Linked DNA regions of Homo sapiens: region 1 is linked to region 2. Evidence: read pairs that join two places in POLR2A ChIA-PET (ENCODE). Cell type or tissue: Panc1. All regions are shown on one strand. Links, peaks and the distances in the headings refer to the core of each region. The heading gives the core; the rest is flanking DNA. Region 1 has its middle 6.8 kb from the start of PARTICL. Region 2 overlaps SFTPB (surfactant protein B).

Region 1 (8,325 bases), core at 195-8,194, 130 kb after region 2:
CGGGGTGGATCACGAGGTCAGGAGATCCAGACCATCCTGGCTAACACGGTGAAATCCCATCTCTACTAAAAATACAAAAAATTAGCTGGGCGTGGTGGCGGGCGCCTGTAATCCCAGCTGCTTGGGAGGCTGAGGCAGGAGAATGATGTGAACCCGGGAGGTGGAGCTTGCAGTGAGCTGAGACCGCACTACTGCACTCCAGCCTGGGCGACGGAGCAAGACTCCGTCTCAAAAAAAAAGATGGCAGAAGGAAGCAGAGAAATGAGAGACTCTGGCGATCATGTGAAATCAATGGAAAGAGGTCCTGCTTTGTTTTAGTCGTAAGCATTGTAATTAATAAAATTAAGACTTCTTTGTTAACAGGGAAGCACATGGCCATCCTGTTCTGACAGGAATAAGATTTCTGATTTCATAGATGCGTGTCCTAAGGGTGAACTAAACCAGGAGAAATTGTTGGTTTATTTCCTGTTTATCGTTAATGAATTTGTTGAATGTGAAGTGTTGTAAAGCACGTAGGAAAAATCTAATCACTGCCTAAAGGCTTCAGATTTCTCAAGCCAGAGAACATTAATGTAGCAGTAACCCTACAAAAAAGGCAAAGTTGGGATTGGATAAAAATGGTATTTGTGACTCAAACAGCAAATAAAATAACTCCTTATTAGCCTGTCAGTCATGGGGAGAGTTCCAGAAAACATTTGCAGTGCAAGAAGCTGTTGATGTGGCAGGAGAAAAGAGGAGGGTGACAGTAGGGATAGCAAAGAGCAAGTGAAGGTGTGGAGGTGTTGAGAAGGAGGTTCCTAGGCTGTGTGTCTTAAGAGCACCTTCTATGTGAAGACAGACCAAGAAGAAAGAAATGTAGGCCACGTCTCCAAATTTGTGGCAGTTCTTTAGGGCCAAAGCTTAGATATCTCGGATGGCCTCAGAGGCAAGCTAGTTCTAGTGGGATCAGAAACAAGTACTATGTGAACCCCCTCATTATTAGGCTTTTTGTATTTTGTTTTTATTTCTATGTTTTTCTCTTTTGATACTTAAATCTTTTTACAGTCCCAATAAAGAAGTCCTGAATGGAAGAATAGATATGGTACAGTGAAGAAGACACTGAAGGAGATAATAATATGATGACAATAGCTACACTTTATTGTGACAGGCACTGTTGTAATATCTACTACTCACAACAGCTCTATTTCTCTTCCTGTTTTACAGATGAAGAAACTGGCATGTTATTCGTCCATGTCACACATCAAATCAGTAGTGGAGCTAGGGCCTTGAGCCTGGTCTGACCTCTAAATTCATGCCCCTTCTTATAGCCAAACAATAAATACTGCATACTCCCTGAGGTCGTTAATATTAACAATTTGGTTTATATCCTCCCTTTCCTTTTTCTGTGAACACACACACGCACACATCTTACTATTCAGAGAAACATGGATTTTTTTTTTCTTAACAATTTTCATGACTGTCTCTCCAGGATACTATGTAGAGCTGTAAATCATTTCCTTCTCTTTTACTGTGGGAAAATATATACAACATAAAATAGGTAGCTCACCAAGGAGAAAATGCAAATTGCAATAAACATATGAAAAAAATGCTCAACCTCGTTGATAGATGTGATGTTAATATATGTGTGAATTTATATATGTTTTTATCCATGGTTCCTGGCTCATAACTCCCATAGCCCTTGTTATACAGTGTTTCGTTATAATGTTGAGAGTGTTAGGACTCAGGAGCAGGCCTCAGGAAACAGAATCTCTCTGACTTTTTCCTGCTTCTCTTTCACCTGCCCCAAGGCAGGACTCTAATCTTGCCCTGCCCTTCTGATCATGGGTCATAAGACCCTCATTCCAGAGAGGGTCCTACCCCATACCCTGGGACAAAGAATGCTGAGAGGACTGGGTTCAGAGAGTTTCTGGAGAGCTGAACAGGTGGAGGCTGACAGGAAAGTGAATAAGAACTCATCCACGTGCCAGGAGGGTGGCACACCCCAACTCCATGGTAACAGAAGCTCCTACACTTGGGACCCTCCCAGACCTCACCCTATGTATCTCTTCATCTGGCTGTTTGTTTGTATCCTTTAAAATAACCAGTAAAAATGAGCAAGTGCTTCCCTAAGTTCTATGAGCCACTCTAGCGGAAAAAAAAAATTTTTTTTTTTTGAGACAGAGTTTTGCTCTTCCACCCAGGCTGGAGTGAAGTGGCGAGATCTCAGCTCACTGCAGCCTCCACCCCTGAGTTCAAGTGATTCTGCTGCCTCAGCCTACGAGTAGCTGGGATTATAGGCGCCTGCCACCATGCCCTGCTAATTTTTGTATTTTTAGTAGAGACCGGGTTTTGCCATGTTGGCCAGGCTGGTCTTGAATTCCTGACCTCAGGTAATCTGCCCACCTCCGCCTCCCAAAGTGCTGGGATTACAGGTATGAGCCACCGTGCCCGGCACACTCTAGCAAATTAATCAGACCTAAAGAGGAGGTGGTACCATGACTGTGGTCTGTATGGATCTTCACCTTTACTCTAGGGGCAGGAGATACGTGGGAATGCTGTCATCTGCTCTCCTTGCAGGTGGTCCGGTAGCTGCACAGACAGTGACCCTTGCTGGACAAGTACCTGGTTGATAAAATTGCTCAAAACCTGCAAATATACTACACATGGTCCACTGCTGTAGTGAAGTGCCGGCCCCCTGTACCCCAGTGACTTGAAACTTTTTAAATATCTGACAAAATCTATGGATCTCCCTAGAAATCACACACACACATGGACAAACATTTTATGTATAATTTCTGAAACTTAACCATATATTGCAAGTTAAGAATCCTTGCTAGGGCCGGTGCGGTGGCTCACGCCTGTAATCCCAGCACTTTGGGCGGCCAAGGTGGATCACCTGAGGTCAGGAGTTTGACACCAGCCTGACCAACATGGTGAAACCCCGTCTCTACTAAAAATACAAAAATTAGCTGGGCATGGTGGTGCATGCCTATAATTCCAGCTACTCAGGGGGCTGAGGCAGGAGAATCACTTGAACCTGGGAGGCGGAGGTTGCAGTGGAGCTGAGATCACACCACTGTACTCCAGTCTGTCGGGACGACAGAGTGAGACTCCGTCTCAAAAAAAAATTTTTTTTTAAATCCTTTGGTATCTCTCATAAATTTAAATTCACATTCCCTAGTATCTGCAGTCCCACCTCTAGAAAGCTATTCTAGTCCAGGCACGGTGGCTCACGCCTGTAATTCCAGCACTTTGGGTGGCCAAGGTGGGTGGATCACTTGAGGTCAGGAGCTCGGGACCAGCCTGGACCAACATGGTGAAACCCCGTCTCTACTAAAAATACAAGAATTAGCTGGGCGTGGTGGTGGTGCCTGTAATCCCAGATACTTGGGAGGCTGAGGCAGGAGAATCACTTGAAACCCGGAGGTGAAGGTTGCAGTGAGCCGAGATCGTGCCACTGCGCTCTCGCCTGAACAACAAGAGTGAAACTCTGTCAAAAGATAAAGAGAGGGAGGGAGGGAGGGAGGAGAAAAGAGGAGGGGAGGGGAGGAAAGGAAAGCCTGGCGCGGTGGCTCACGCCTGTAATCCCAGCACTTTGGGAGGCCAAGGTGGGTGGATCGCGAGGTCAAGAGATTGAGACCAGCCCGGCCAACATGGTGAAACCCCATCTCTACTGAAAATACAAAAAATTAGCCGGGCGTGGTGGCACATGCCTGTAATCCCAGCTACTTGGGAGGCTGAGGCAGGAGAATCGCTTGAACCTGGGAGGCAGAGGTTGTGGTGGGCTGATTTTGTGCCATTGTACTCCAGCCTGGGCAACAAGAGCGAAACTCTGCCTCAAAAAAAAAAAAAAAAAAACGAAAAAAACAAATTTATATATTTTGGATATGGAGTCTCGTTTTGTCACCCAGGCTGGAGTACAGTGGTGCAATCTCAGCTTACTGCAAGCTTTGCCTCCCAGGTTCAAGCGATTTTGGTGCCTCAGCCTCCCAAGTAGCTGGGATTACAGACGCCCGGCACCACGACCGACTAATTTTTTGTATTTTTAGTAGAGATGGGGTTTCACTATGTTGGCCAGGCTGGTCTCAAACTTCTGATCTCAAGTGATCTGCTCGCCTCAGCCTCACAAAGTGCTGGGATTACAGGCATGAGCCACCATGCCCAGCCACAGGTGTATATTTTTTTGGTTCATAGAATAAATTCTGGGAATCTGCACGCCAAACTTTACAATGAGTATCTCTGTGGGTGGGATTTATACTTTTCCTGTACTAACTCGTGTCATTTGAAATTGTAAAAATTTGTAAGAATTATTTCAGCAAGTTAACCAAAAAAGATTAGCAGCAAATGTGAGTTATCTCTAGGGTATGGAGTGTGGTGAATAAACAGGCTATAGGAGCCAGGCAGTAGTGGTTCATTCTAGTGAGCTCCCCCAGTGCAAGGAAAGCAGGCTTTTTTTTTTTTTTTTTTTTTTGAGACATGGTCTTTCTGTATGTAGTGTTGCAATCTTGGCTTACTGCAACCTCCTAGGCTTAAGCAATCCTCCCACCTCATCTTGCCAGGTAGCTGGAACCACAGGTGCATGCCACCACACCTGGCTAATTTTTATATTTTTTGTAGATAGGGGGTTTCACCATATTACTCAGGTTGGTCTCGAACAACTGAGCTCAGGTGAGCTGCCTACCTCGGCCTCCCAAAGTGCTGGGACTATAGGCATGAGCCATCATGCCTGGCCAAAGCAAGCATTTTCTATGGCACACCTTCTATGGGGAAGCTCCCAAATACCAGGTAACCTGCCTCAGAGGTGCCATCACCACTGCAGAGCCCTCTGTGAAAAGAAGGACAGCCAACCCATGCTTCATTGTGTTCATTCTTCTGAAGTCATTTGTCACCTGATGGACCACTGAACTTTTTATTTTATAAATATGCAAAGTATACACAATAGACACCCCCACCCCCACACATATCGTGGATACTGTCACAGTCCCAGCCTAAGCTTCAGTGTCCTGAGATACTCTATATGCAGGGGCAATACTGTCCTAGGCATTCCTTTAGTTTGAGAATCTTACTTGGAGATTGGACTACACTCATGGTGTCTGCAGTCTGGCTGGGCCTTGGGAACTACGTGTCATAAGTTACCTGATGGGTAGCCCTTGTGGGCGTGGCCTGGTGTGTACAGACTCTGCGCTCTCCCTGGAATCCTGCCCATGCCAGGCCTACTGCTGCCACCAACACTGGCACTGCCAGGCTCTGCCCCTTGGCCTCCTGCCATGATTTTTTTTTTTTTAAGATGGAGTCTCTCTCTGTTGCCCAGGCTGGAGTGCAGTGGCGCCATCTCGGCTCACTGCAAGCTCTGCCTCCTGGGTTCACGCCATTCTCCTGCCTCAGCCTCCCGAGTAGCTGGGACTACAGGCGCCCGCCACCATGCCTGGCTAATTTTTTGTATTTTTAGTAGAGACGGGGTTTCACCATGTTAGCCAGGATGGTCTCGATCTCCTGACCTCGTGATCCACTCGCCTCAGCCTCCCAAAGTGCTGGGATTATAGGTGTGAGCCACCGTGCCCGGCCTGTGATTTTTTTTTTGTGATGGAGTCTCACTCTGTCACTTAGGCTGGAGTACAGTGGTGCAGTCTCGGCTCACTGCAACCTCTGCCTCCTGGGTTCAAGCAATTCTCCTGCCTCAGCCTTCCGAGTAGCTGGGATTACAGGCACCCACCACCATGCCAGGCTAATTTTTGTATTATTTTTAATAGAGATGGGATTTTCCCATGTTGGCCAGACAGGTGAACTCCTTACCTCAGGTGATTGGGCTGCCTTGGCCTCCCAGAGTGCTAAGATTACAGGCGTGAGCTACTGCACCCAGCCCATGATCTTGGTTTCTTAGAAATGACACCAAAAACATAAGCAGCCAAAGAAAGATGAGCTAAATTGGATCTCATCAAAATTAAAAACTGTGTTAAAGGACACTGTCAAGAAAGTGAAAAGACAACCCACAGAATGAGAGAAAATGTTGACAAATCCTGAATCTAACAAGGGTTAACAAGGATGTGGAGAAATTGGAACACATGTACACCGCTGGTGGGAATGTAAACTGGTGCTGCCGCATTGGAAAACAGTTCTGTAGTTTCTCAAAAAGTTCAACATAGTTACTATATGACCCAGCAGGCCCACTCCTAGGTGTATGCTCAAGAGAGCTGCAACACATGTTTACACAAAAACTTGTACACAAATGTTCATAGCAACTTTTCATTGTAGTCAAAAGGTAGAAGCAACCAAATGTCCATCAACTGATGAATGGATAAATATAATGTGGTATATCCATATAATGGAATATTATTTGGCCATAGAAAGGAATAAAGTACTGATACATGCCACAACATGAATGAATCTTTTTTTTTTCTGAGACAGAGTCTCCCTCTGTTGCCCAGGCTGGAGTGCACTGGCATGAACTTGGCTCACTGCAAAATTCTGCCTCCCGGGTTGAAGCAATTCTCCTGCCTCAGCCTCCCAAGTAGCTGGGATTACAGGTGCCTGCCACCATGCCTGGCTAGTTTTTTGTATTTTTAGTAGAGACGGGGTTTCACCATGTTGGCCAGGCTGGTCTGGAACTCCTGACCTCCGGTGATCTACCCGCCTTGGCCTCCCAAAGTGCTGGGATTACAGGCATGAGCCGCCGTGCCCGGCCAACATAGATGAATCTTGAAGACATTATGCTAAGTGAAAGAAATCAGTGACAAAAAGCATACACTGTATAGTTCCATTTGTATGAAATGTCCAGGCTGGGTGCAGTAGCTCATCTTGTCATCCCAGAACTTCGGGAGACCAAGATGGGAGGATCACTTGAACTCAGGAGTTTGAGTCCAGCCTGGGCAACATGGTGAGAACCTGTCTCTACAAAAAATACACAAATTAGCCAGGGATGGTTGGCACACACCTGTAGTCCCAGCTACTAGGGAGGCTGAGGTGGGAGGATCACCTGAGCCTGGGAGGTTGAGGCTGCAGTGAGCTGTGATTGTGCCACAGCACTCCAGCCTGGGTTACAGAGTGAGACCCTGTTTCAAAAAAAAAGGCAGAATAGGCAAATCAAATCCATAGAAACAAAAAGTAGATTCGTGGTGGCCAGGGGCTGGTGGAAGAAGGGAGTGGAGAGTAACTGCTAATGGGTATGGAGTTTCTTTTTGGAAAGATAAAAATATTCTGGAATTAGATAGTGGTAATGGTTACAAAACGCTATGAATATACTAAACATCACTGATACACATCAAAAAGGTGCGTTTTATGGTATGTGAATTATATCTCAATTACAAAAATTGTCTTTTTATGTTTGGAAAAATAAGAGAAAACGACCTATACTGCCAGCTCGTTAGCAAAACTACTGTTAACATCCCTTTTGGGTTTTTAAAAAGTATAATTTAAATATATTTATAGGTAAATAGTGTAAATGTATTAGTTTCATCAAAAGTTAAATCATTGTATTATTAGCATTTTTCTGTCATCACCTTGTCTTTATATTCGTGATCATTAAGCACTCCGTGATAATAAATTCAAAGGATTTTCTGAGCAATTCCTGAGTGTTGGACATACAGGCTGTTTGAAGTTAGTTTTCCATTACTTAAACAACACTGTAAATGAACTTCTTGTGCATAGAAGTTTTTTTTATATTTGGAATTCTTTCTTTAGGAAAGATTTCCCAAAGTAGAGTAATAGGTCAGAGTAGAAGTACTGGGTCAAAGCTTATTGATTTGTGCTGCTGCAGTTATTTCCCAAAGAGACAAGTGGCTTTGGACCTGGTCAGTTCCCTTGCCACCTGTTCCTGATGTTATGCACCAAATGGGAGAAGGGAGAAGATGGTGACTGCTCCAACTTGAAAGCTCTGGATGATCAAGGAGTTTCAAGCAGTCAGATGGTCAGCCAAGCACCAATGGACAGAAAGCACCGGGAGCGATCCCTTACTTGAGCATTTTAGGGCTGTTCAATCTTCTTTGATTGATTGAGGCTCCTACTTGTGAAAAGGTGAAATTCATGGGGTTCTATCACTCTATTAACTTCCCTAGGACAATAGACAATGGTTCAGACACCTGGACTCATAAAGTAACCACCATACAGGCAGAGGATGTGAACAGATTACAAGAAATACAAATAGCCAATAAGTATGTGAAAAGATATTCAACCTCACTCATAGTCAAAGAAATGTAAAGCAGAATGAGTTTCCACTTTTCATCATATTGGAAAACAAATAAAAATTTTGTAATGCCCAGTATTTACAAAACTATGGAGAAATAGACACCCTCATACTTTGTTGCTGGGAGTGTACAAACAGATTCAGGTCTTCTGGAGGGTAATTTAGCA
Region 2 (8,318 bases), core at 1-8,000:
GAATAAAGATGGATGGATTGGGATGGATGAATAGAAGAGATGGATGGGATAAATTGATATGGATGAGATGGGACAAGTTGGGCTGGTGGGCAGCTGCATGTGCCTTGGAGTGCTCTGTTGGCCTCTTCCTAAGAGAACCTCCCCATTGGAGCTGGGAGCCTCCCCCACTCATGTGTCCTCCACCTTGGGGCCCCTCCCTCCCCAGGATGACCTATGCCAAGAGTGTGAGGACATCGTCCACATCCTTAACAAGATGGCCAAGGAGGCCATTTTCCAGGTAATGATGCCCAGATCCTGGATGAAGGTTGGGGCCCAAGAGATGAGGGACAGAGCAGGGAAGAGCTGAGCCCCCTAAAGGGGCCATTTCCAGGCTGAGGAGGAGGCCTGGGTGCCTGGGAAGTCCCAGCTCCTCCTGGCTGGGAGCAGGTCATGGCCCTGAGCTCAATAGCACAGCCAGAGATGGTCTTCCCTGAGGGGAAGGGCCCCTACATGTGCCCAACTACTTAACTCCTTGGCACTCGTGAACTCCAGCACCCTGGGGGATTAGGGGTCAGTCTGCCCTGGTGGGGCCTTGTGTCCAGGGACTTGGGCGGGGTAGACCTCAGAGAGGCCCAGCTGACGGCCCCCTCTGGCCTCCCAGGACACGATGAGGAAGTTCCTGGAGCAGGAGTGCAACGTCCTCCCCTTGAAGCTGCTCATGCCCCAGTGCAACCAAGTGCTTGACGACTACTTCCCCCTGGTCATCGACTACTTCCAGAACCAGACTGTGAGGGCTGCAAGCTCACCTCCTGCCTGCCTCCCCACGCAGGCCCCTGTGCCCACCCATGGGGAGCCACACACACAGCACCCCAGCCAGCCAGACACACACACACACACACACACACACACAGCACCCAAGCCGGCCAGACACAAACACACAGCACCCCAGCCAGCCGGACACACACACACACACACACACAACACCCCAGCTGGCCGGACACACACACACACAGTACCCCAGCTGGCCGGACACACACACACACAGCACCCTATCCAGACACATACACACACACAGTACCCCAGCCAGCTGGAAACACACACACACACAGCACTCCATCCAGACACATACCCACACAGTACCCCAGCCAGCCAGACACACACACACACACACACACACACACACACACAGCACACACACAGCACCCCAGCTGGCCACACACACACACACACACACCCTGTCCACAAAGGGCCTAGGAAACTACGTGCCCTTCAGCCATGCACCCGACCATGGGCCCCCAGGTTCAGGTGCACACGGTGGGCCTGTACGCTCACACACCCTTACACCCTCACTCTCACACACATGCTTACACACTTATTCATTCTCACATATATGCTCATGCTCATTCACACACAATCCCGGCCACCTGCCCTAAAGTCCCCACACAGCCCTATCTTTGCCTTTTGTCCCCCCACATAGAGTTCTAAACCACAGCACCCCCACTAGGCCTGCTTCCTCCCATTCCAGTGGTCCCTGAGCCCTTGGGCCGGCCTGAATAGGGGTGGGCTTCCCTCCCAGACCCTAACACTCCCACCCTGTGCTGTGCCCCAGGACTCAAACGGCATCTGTATGCACCTGGGCCTGTGCAAATCCCGGCAGCCAGAGCCAGAGCAGGAGCCAGGGATGTCAGACCCCCTGCCCAAACCTCTGCGGGACCCTCTGCCAGACCCTCTGCTGGACAAGCTCGTCCTCCCTGTGCTGCCCGGGGCCCTCCAGGCGAGGCCTGGGCCTCACACACAGGTGAGGGAGGCCCCCACAGCCAGTAAAGTGGAGATCCAGAGGGCTAGAGCCACCTCCGAAGCCCATGGGCACTGGGCCCTGGGAGAGGCAGAGCCGGGAAGGTGATAGGAAGCTCCAGGCAGGGCCTAAGGGAGGAGGGAGAGAAAGGGAGGAAGAGAGAGGGGAGGAGAGCCTGGAGGACTCTTCTCCCAGCACCCAGCCTGGCCTCCACCTGATTCTTTCCCCAGGATCTCTCCGAGCAGCAATTCCCCATTCCTCTCCCCTATTGCTGGCTCTGCAGGGCTCTGATCAAGCGGATCCAAGCCATGATTCCCAAGGTGAGGCATCCAGGGCCTCACAGAGCCCAGGAGCACACGCATACCTGTAGCTCCCTGCAGCTCCCACCTCTCTCCCAACTCACACCCCCGTCAGGACCCAGCTGGCTGCCAGAAGTTAGGAGGGGAGAGAGCCGCTTGTGCATTGCCCCCACCCAGGGGACCCTGGGGCTCAGGCTCAGGCCTGGTAGGTGCCAGGCCTACAGTTCATGCAACAAACATTAAGCCCCCACTGTATGGAGGTGCCACGCCAGGAGCCAAAGTACAAAAACGGACAAGACGCAGCTTTGTCCTCCAGCAGCTCACCATCTGATGGAGAAAGATCCCCAGAGGTCTCTGTAGAAAGGTTGCTTTGATCTTTCAAGAGGGGAATTTCCACAGATAGATTCCCCATCCTTGCCTGAGTCCAACTTGGAGTCTTCCAGACCTGCAGTGGCTATTGTCCAATGGCCCCGCCAGCCCAGGGCTACCTTGCCCAAATTGGGGCCCAAATGAGGAAAGGCCCTGCCCCCTCAGCCTTTCCCAGATAGGGTTGCGTGGGCCACCAGGGGCACAAGGCAGCAGGTGAGGTTCCTGCTGAGGCAGGTGGTTCACTTGAGCCCAGGAGTTCAAGACCAGCTTGGGCAACATGGCGAAACCCCGTCTCTACTAAGAATACAAAAATTAGCCAGATGTGACAGGTGCCTGTAGTCCCAGCTACTCGGGAGGCTGAGGCAGGAGAATCACTTGAACCCAGGAGGCGGAGGTTGCAGTGAGCCGACATCACGCCACTGTACTCTAGCCTGGGTGACAGAGCAAGACTCTGTCTCAAAAAAAAAGAAAGAAGGAAAGATCACTGCAGAGATTGCAGTGAGAGGTGATGGGACAGGGACGGAGCTGAGGGCTGGCCTGGGGATGCATTTGGGAGGTGGGCCCACTGCTATTGGGCATGGATGGGCCTGGAGCGTGAGGACCAGGGAGGACTCCAAAGTGACTTTTACACACTGGCCAGAGCAACCAGCCCTCTGTAATGCCAGCAGCTGAGATGGGGAGACTAAAGAAGAAAACAGGTTTGAGCAAAAAAACAGAGAGCTCCCTCCTGGCCATGTTGAGTTCAAGATGCCTGTGTGAAGTGCAGGAGAGGAGAGTCAGGCAAGCAGCTGAATCCCAAGCATTGGGGGAAGGTCAGGTCCACCATGTCAGTCTGAGAGTCACTAGCTGTGGGCCAGAGCCTTTGGGGCCAGACGTAGGTCTGAAGCTGGCTCCTACACTCAGTGACCCTGTGTGAGTCCCCTGCATCCCCTGGACTCTCTGATCCCCAGTGTCCTTATTTGTGAATAGCCTTGCCCTCCCTTCTAGAAGAGAATGAGGGAATGCGTAGGAAGTGCCCAGCTGGGTGCTGGGCAGAGAGTGGAGGCTTGCCAAGTGAAGGTCCCATGCTGGCCTCTCTCCGCCCCCGCCCCAGGGTGCGCTAGCTGTGGCAGTGGCCCAGGTGTGCCGCGTGGTACCTCTGGTGGCGGGCGGCATCTGCCAGTGCCTGGCTGAGCGCTACTCCGTCATCCTGCTCGACACGCTGCTGGGCCGCATGCTGCCCCAGCTGGTCTGCCGCCTCGTCCTCCGGTGCTCCATGGATGACAGCGCTGGCCCAAGTGAGCCCACTGCCCACTCCTTAGCCCAATGCCTGCTCTCCTCCTCCCCCTACCCTGCCACTGCATGACCCTCTCCCTCTGTGGTCCCACTGCAATGCACCAAGGAGGACAGAAACCAAACACCTCTGTAGGGTGGCCTTGCCTGCTTTCCCCCTAATGCTCACATCTCCAGGGTCGCCGACAGGAGAATGGCTGCCGCGAGACTCTGAGTGCCACCTCTGCATGTCCGTGACCACCCAGGCCGGGAACAGCAGCGAGCAGGCCATACCACAGGCAATGCTCCAGGCCTGTGTTGGCTCCTGGCTGGACAGGGAAAAGGTATGGGCTGGGCACATGGGGACTCATGGTCAGGGCCCGTTCAAGGCAGAAGGCTGAGCCCAGGAAAGGCTTTGCAGCCAGAGACACCTAGGATGGGCCAGAATGGAGCACAGACAGGCAGACAGGATGTGGGGCAGACAATGGTGGGACTGTAAGTTAGGGCAGAGCCTGCTAAAGGTTAGGAGTCGCCTCTGGACAAAGGGCTGTGGGCTCCAGAGGACCAGCAGGCCCTCTTCACGGGCTGAGTGAGCACCAGGCAAGCCTTCAGAGGCCTGGTTATCTACCAGGAGATGAGTAATGCTAGGGCCAGTTCAAGCCAGGAAAGGGACTAGCCTTCTCTCCAGGGTCCTGATCCCTTTACTGCCCCCACACTCCTCAAGGTGTGACTCACTCAGGACAAACCCATTGGCAAAAGGAGAGGGCTGGACTTGAAGGTCCTAGGGCCCTTGCCAATACTCAGTCAATGACAGGAAATTCCCTTTTTTTTTTTTTTTTTTTTTTTTTTGAGATGGAGTTTTGCTCTTGTTGCCCAGGCTGGAGTGCAATGGCACAATCTTGGCTCACTGCAACCTCTGCCTCCGGGTTCAGGCGATTCTCCTGCCTCAGCCTCTTGAGTAGCTGGGATTACAGGCATGTGCTACCAGGCCCGGCTAATTTTTGTATTTTTAGTAGAGACAAGGTTTCACCATATTGGTCAGGCTGGTCTCGAACCCCTGACCTGAAGTGATCTGCCCGCCTTGGCCTCCCAAAGTGCTGGGATTACAGGCATAAGCCACTGCACCCGGACAGGAAATTCCCTTCTTAAAGCGAGATCCTGTCCTGAGGAAAGCCAGCTGATGCTCTTCCCAGGAGGCAGCTGTCCACACTGTGCTCCCTGCTCAGCAACTCCCAAGCCTCCCGACTGCCCATCACATCTGGTCTCAAGGACCAGATGAACGTTAAGTTTCCTTCTAGAACTGAAATGGAGGTGGAGGGAGGGGAGGGTGGTGGCTGAGATTCCACCCCTCTGCCTGAGTCCTCCGTCTCCAGTGTCGCCTGCTTTTCTGATGGAAGTCCTCCATTTCAGCTGGCTCCAGTTTGTTAAGGGTTTCAACTGCAGCCAGAGGTGTTCCGTGAGGGCTGATGGAGGAGTCGGGAGGGAGCCCTAGAGTGATCCAGAGATGTGGAGAGGCCAGGACCACACGACAGGAGAGTCCTGCAAAGGGACCCTCCACAGCTGTGTGTCTCCTTCCTCAGTGCAAGCAATTTGTGGAGCAGCACACGCCCCAGCTGCTGACCCTGGTGCCCAGGGGCTGGGATGCCCACACCACCTGCCAGGTACACCCACCCCTCCCAGTTGGTCCTAGGACTTCCCTTGGCTCCCAGAGCCCCCACCCTTTGGGCCCGTGATCCTCAGAGGCCTCACTCCCCTGGGTCCAAGGTGGTCCCAGGTGCACGGGCCAGGGACTGGGAGGCACCCCTCTCTGTTTCAGTGTAAAAAATCATGAGAGCATGGAAAAGGGGGATGGGAAGGGAGGGATGGCCTGAGGAGTGCGGCTGGATGTCCATTATAGGATGGGGCTGTGTTCCCTGGCCAGTGTGTGCTGGTGGGGTGGGGGTACAAAGTGGGTGTTCTGGAGTGAACATCTCACCTCCTCAGGCTCTAAACCCTAAGGCCTGTGGCTCAGGGAGTGGCCCGAGGGGTCTACAGAGTCACACTGGTAGCACCCACTAGGCGGGAGGTGGAGTGAGTGCTGTTCTTTCCCGGAAGAGCTGGGTGTGGGGAGCTGAGGGGGCCCAGGCCTCAGCCCTGGTGCTGTCCCTGTGACAGGCCCTCGGGGTGTGTGGGACCATGTCCAGCCCTCTCCAGTGTATCCACAGCCCCGACCTTTGATGAGAACTCAGCTGTCCAGGTGAGTCCAGGCCCCCAGTTGCGGGGAGGTAAGGGGGCAGGTCCTGACCATCAGGGCATGGGAGGCCCTTCTGCTCCCCAAGCAGGAAGAGGCGGCCACTCCTGCCGGCTGCTCCATCCTCCCTCTCACCGCACAGCTGGAGGCTCCTGAGGGCTTCTGGCTGGCCATCAGGAAAACACCCTTTCCGGACCCCGAGCACTGCCCCGCCCAGAACCCCAGTCACTGAGTGCCCAACCCCCAGCTTCCCCCCCAACCCCCCGCCCTGCCCTGTCCCAGGCCTCCCTCTCAGAGCTTGCCCCAGGGACTCTCTGGCCCTCAGGGTTCAATGTATTCTGACCAAGGCCAAGCTTTCCTGGGGCTCAGGGAAAATCACACTTTGCTACCCGAAGCTGTATCCCCTCAGATGCCAGGAAGGCCGTGATCATCTGACTCCACCCTCCTGAGACACATTCTCTCCCTGACTGTCCTGTTCTAAGTCAGCGGAGCACCTTAGGATGGAGGGGTGGAGGCGAGGCCAGATGCAGCCTCTGTGAACAGGTGCCTGGAGGCTGGGAAATGACCCTGAGAGGGCAGGACACAGCAACCGTGGGCTTAAGGTGACCTTGAGAGCAAGCTTGGCCCACTTTACAATTCTGTTCAGAGCCAGCCCCTAACATGGTGGTCATTTATTCATTTGTTCCCTCATTTTAAAAAATGTAAGGCCAGGCATGGTGGCTCACGCCGGTAATCCCAGCACTTTGGGAGGCCGAGGCAGGCAGATCACCTGAGGTCAGGAGTTCGAGACTAGCCTGGCCAACATGGCGAAACCCTGTCTCTACTAAAAATATTTTTTAAAAATTAGCTGAGCATGGTGGCAGGTGCCTGTAATCCCAGCTACTCAGGACGCTTAGGCAGGAGAATCACTTGAACCTGGGAGGCGAAGGTTGCGGTGTGCCGAGATCGTGCCACTGCACTCTAGCCTAGGCAACAGAGCACAACTCTGTCTCAGGAAAAAAAAAAAAAAAAAAAAGGTATTTCTTTGCTGGGCGCAGTGGCTCACACCTGTAATCCCAGCACTTTGGGAGACCGAGGCGAGTGGATCACTTGAGGTCAGGAGTTCAAGACCAGCCTTACCAACATGATGAAACCCCGTATCTACTAAAAAAAAAAAAAAAAAAAAAAAAAATTAGCCAGATGTGGTGGCACACACCTGTAATCCCAGCTACTTGGGAGGCTGAGGAGGAGAATTGCTTGAACCTGGGAGGCGGAGATTGCAGCGAGCCAAGATTGCGCCTCTGCACTCCAGCCTGGGTGACAGAGTGAGACTCCGTCTCAAAAAAAAAAAAAAAAAAGTAGTGGGTGCCTGTGGCCAGGCCACATCCTAGGGTAGGGGCTATGGCTGAGCCCTGCCCTCCTGGAGCTCACAGCCAAGTCCACTTCTTCCATCTGAGGCGGGGAAGCCAGCCCTGTTCCTGAAACCCTGCATCACAAGCCCCTGTGGGAGGCAGTGGGGAGGGGAGGTCCTCCCCCACTCAGACCTGACCCACAGGGACCAGTTTAATGTGTCCTTGCCCCAGTGATGACAGCTGGGGATCTGGGGGTGGGGAGTCACCCAGGACCCGGGCAGTCGCCTTTCCCCAGCTCCTAGGGCTCCCGGCCTTCCCTGCTGAAACAGCAAGACCAGTGGGTTGGCGTGGGAGGCCTGGGCTTCAAACCACCTCTGCTATCACCTGGCTGTGGGTCCCCAGGCAGGACATACACACAGTCCCTCTCTGGCCCTCATCCTCCTCAGCTGCAAAGGAAAAGCCAAGTGAGACGGGCTCTGGGACCATGGTGACCAGGCTCTTCCCCTGCTCCCTGGCCCTCGCCAGCTGCCAGGCTGAAAAGAAGCCTCAGCTCCCACACCGCCCTCCTCACCGCCCTTCCTCGGCAGTCACTTCCACTGGTGGACCACGGGCCCCCAGCCCTGTGTCGGCCTTGTCTGTCTCAGCTCAACCACAGTCTGACACCAGAGCCCACTTCCATCCTCTCTGGTGTGAGGCACAGCGAGGGCAGCATCTGGAGGAGCTCTGCAGCCTCCACACCTACCACGACCTCCCAGGGCTGGGCTCAGGAAAAACCAGCCACTGCTTTACAGGACAGGGGGTTGAAGCTGAGCCCCGCCTCACACCCACCCCCATGCACTCAAAGATTGGATTTTACAGCTACTTGCAATTCAAAATTCAGAAGAATAAAAAATGGGAACATACAGAACTCTAAAAGATAGACATCAGAAATTGTTAAGTTAAGCTTTTTCAAAAAATCAGCAATTCCCCAGCGTAGTCAAGGGTGGACACTGCACGCTCTGGCATGATGGGATGGCGACCGGGCAAGCTTTCTTCCTCGAGATGCTCTGCTGCTTGAGAGCTAT

Evidence for each region. Peaks named below come from ENCODE experiments on the same cell type or tissue, not always from the same donor. Only the 100,000 strongest peaks of a DNase experiment are listed, where the experiment ranks them.
Region 1: POLR2A ChIA-PET joins it to region 2 with 13 read pairs; 7 of 35 experiments call an interaction of 5 or more read pairs at or near these places.

What each region holds. Positions count from the first base shown.
Region 1 is chr2:85,527,973-85,536,297 of GRCh38, reverse strand. No RefSeq gene overlaps it. Among named protein-coding and RNA genes, the nearest start is that of PARTICL, 6.8 kb to the left of the region's middle. In Panc1, for the core only: no CTCF peak of the experiment used is centred there; no DNase peak of the experiment used is centred there; H3K27ac peaks cover 3,457 bases.
Region 2 is chr2:85,659,065-85,667,382 of GRCh38, reverse strand. It overlaps SFTPB (surfactant protein B), which reads left to right. Exons shown (of 11, transcript NM_000542.5): 3 at 206-277; 4 at 641-766; 5 at 1,589-1,777; 6 at 2,005-2,094; 7 at 3,536-3,719; 8 at 3,892-4,037; 9 at 5,274-5,354; 10 at 5,848-5,929; 11 at 7,701-8,318. The coding sequence ends at 5,910. Among named protein-coding and RNA genes, the nearest start is that of SFTPB, 5.0 kb to the left of the region's middle. In Panc1, for the core only: no CTCF peak of the experiment used is centred there; no DNase peak of the experiment used is centred there.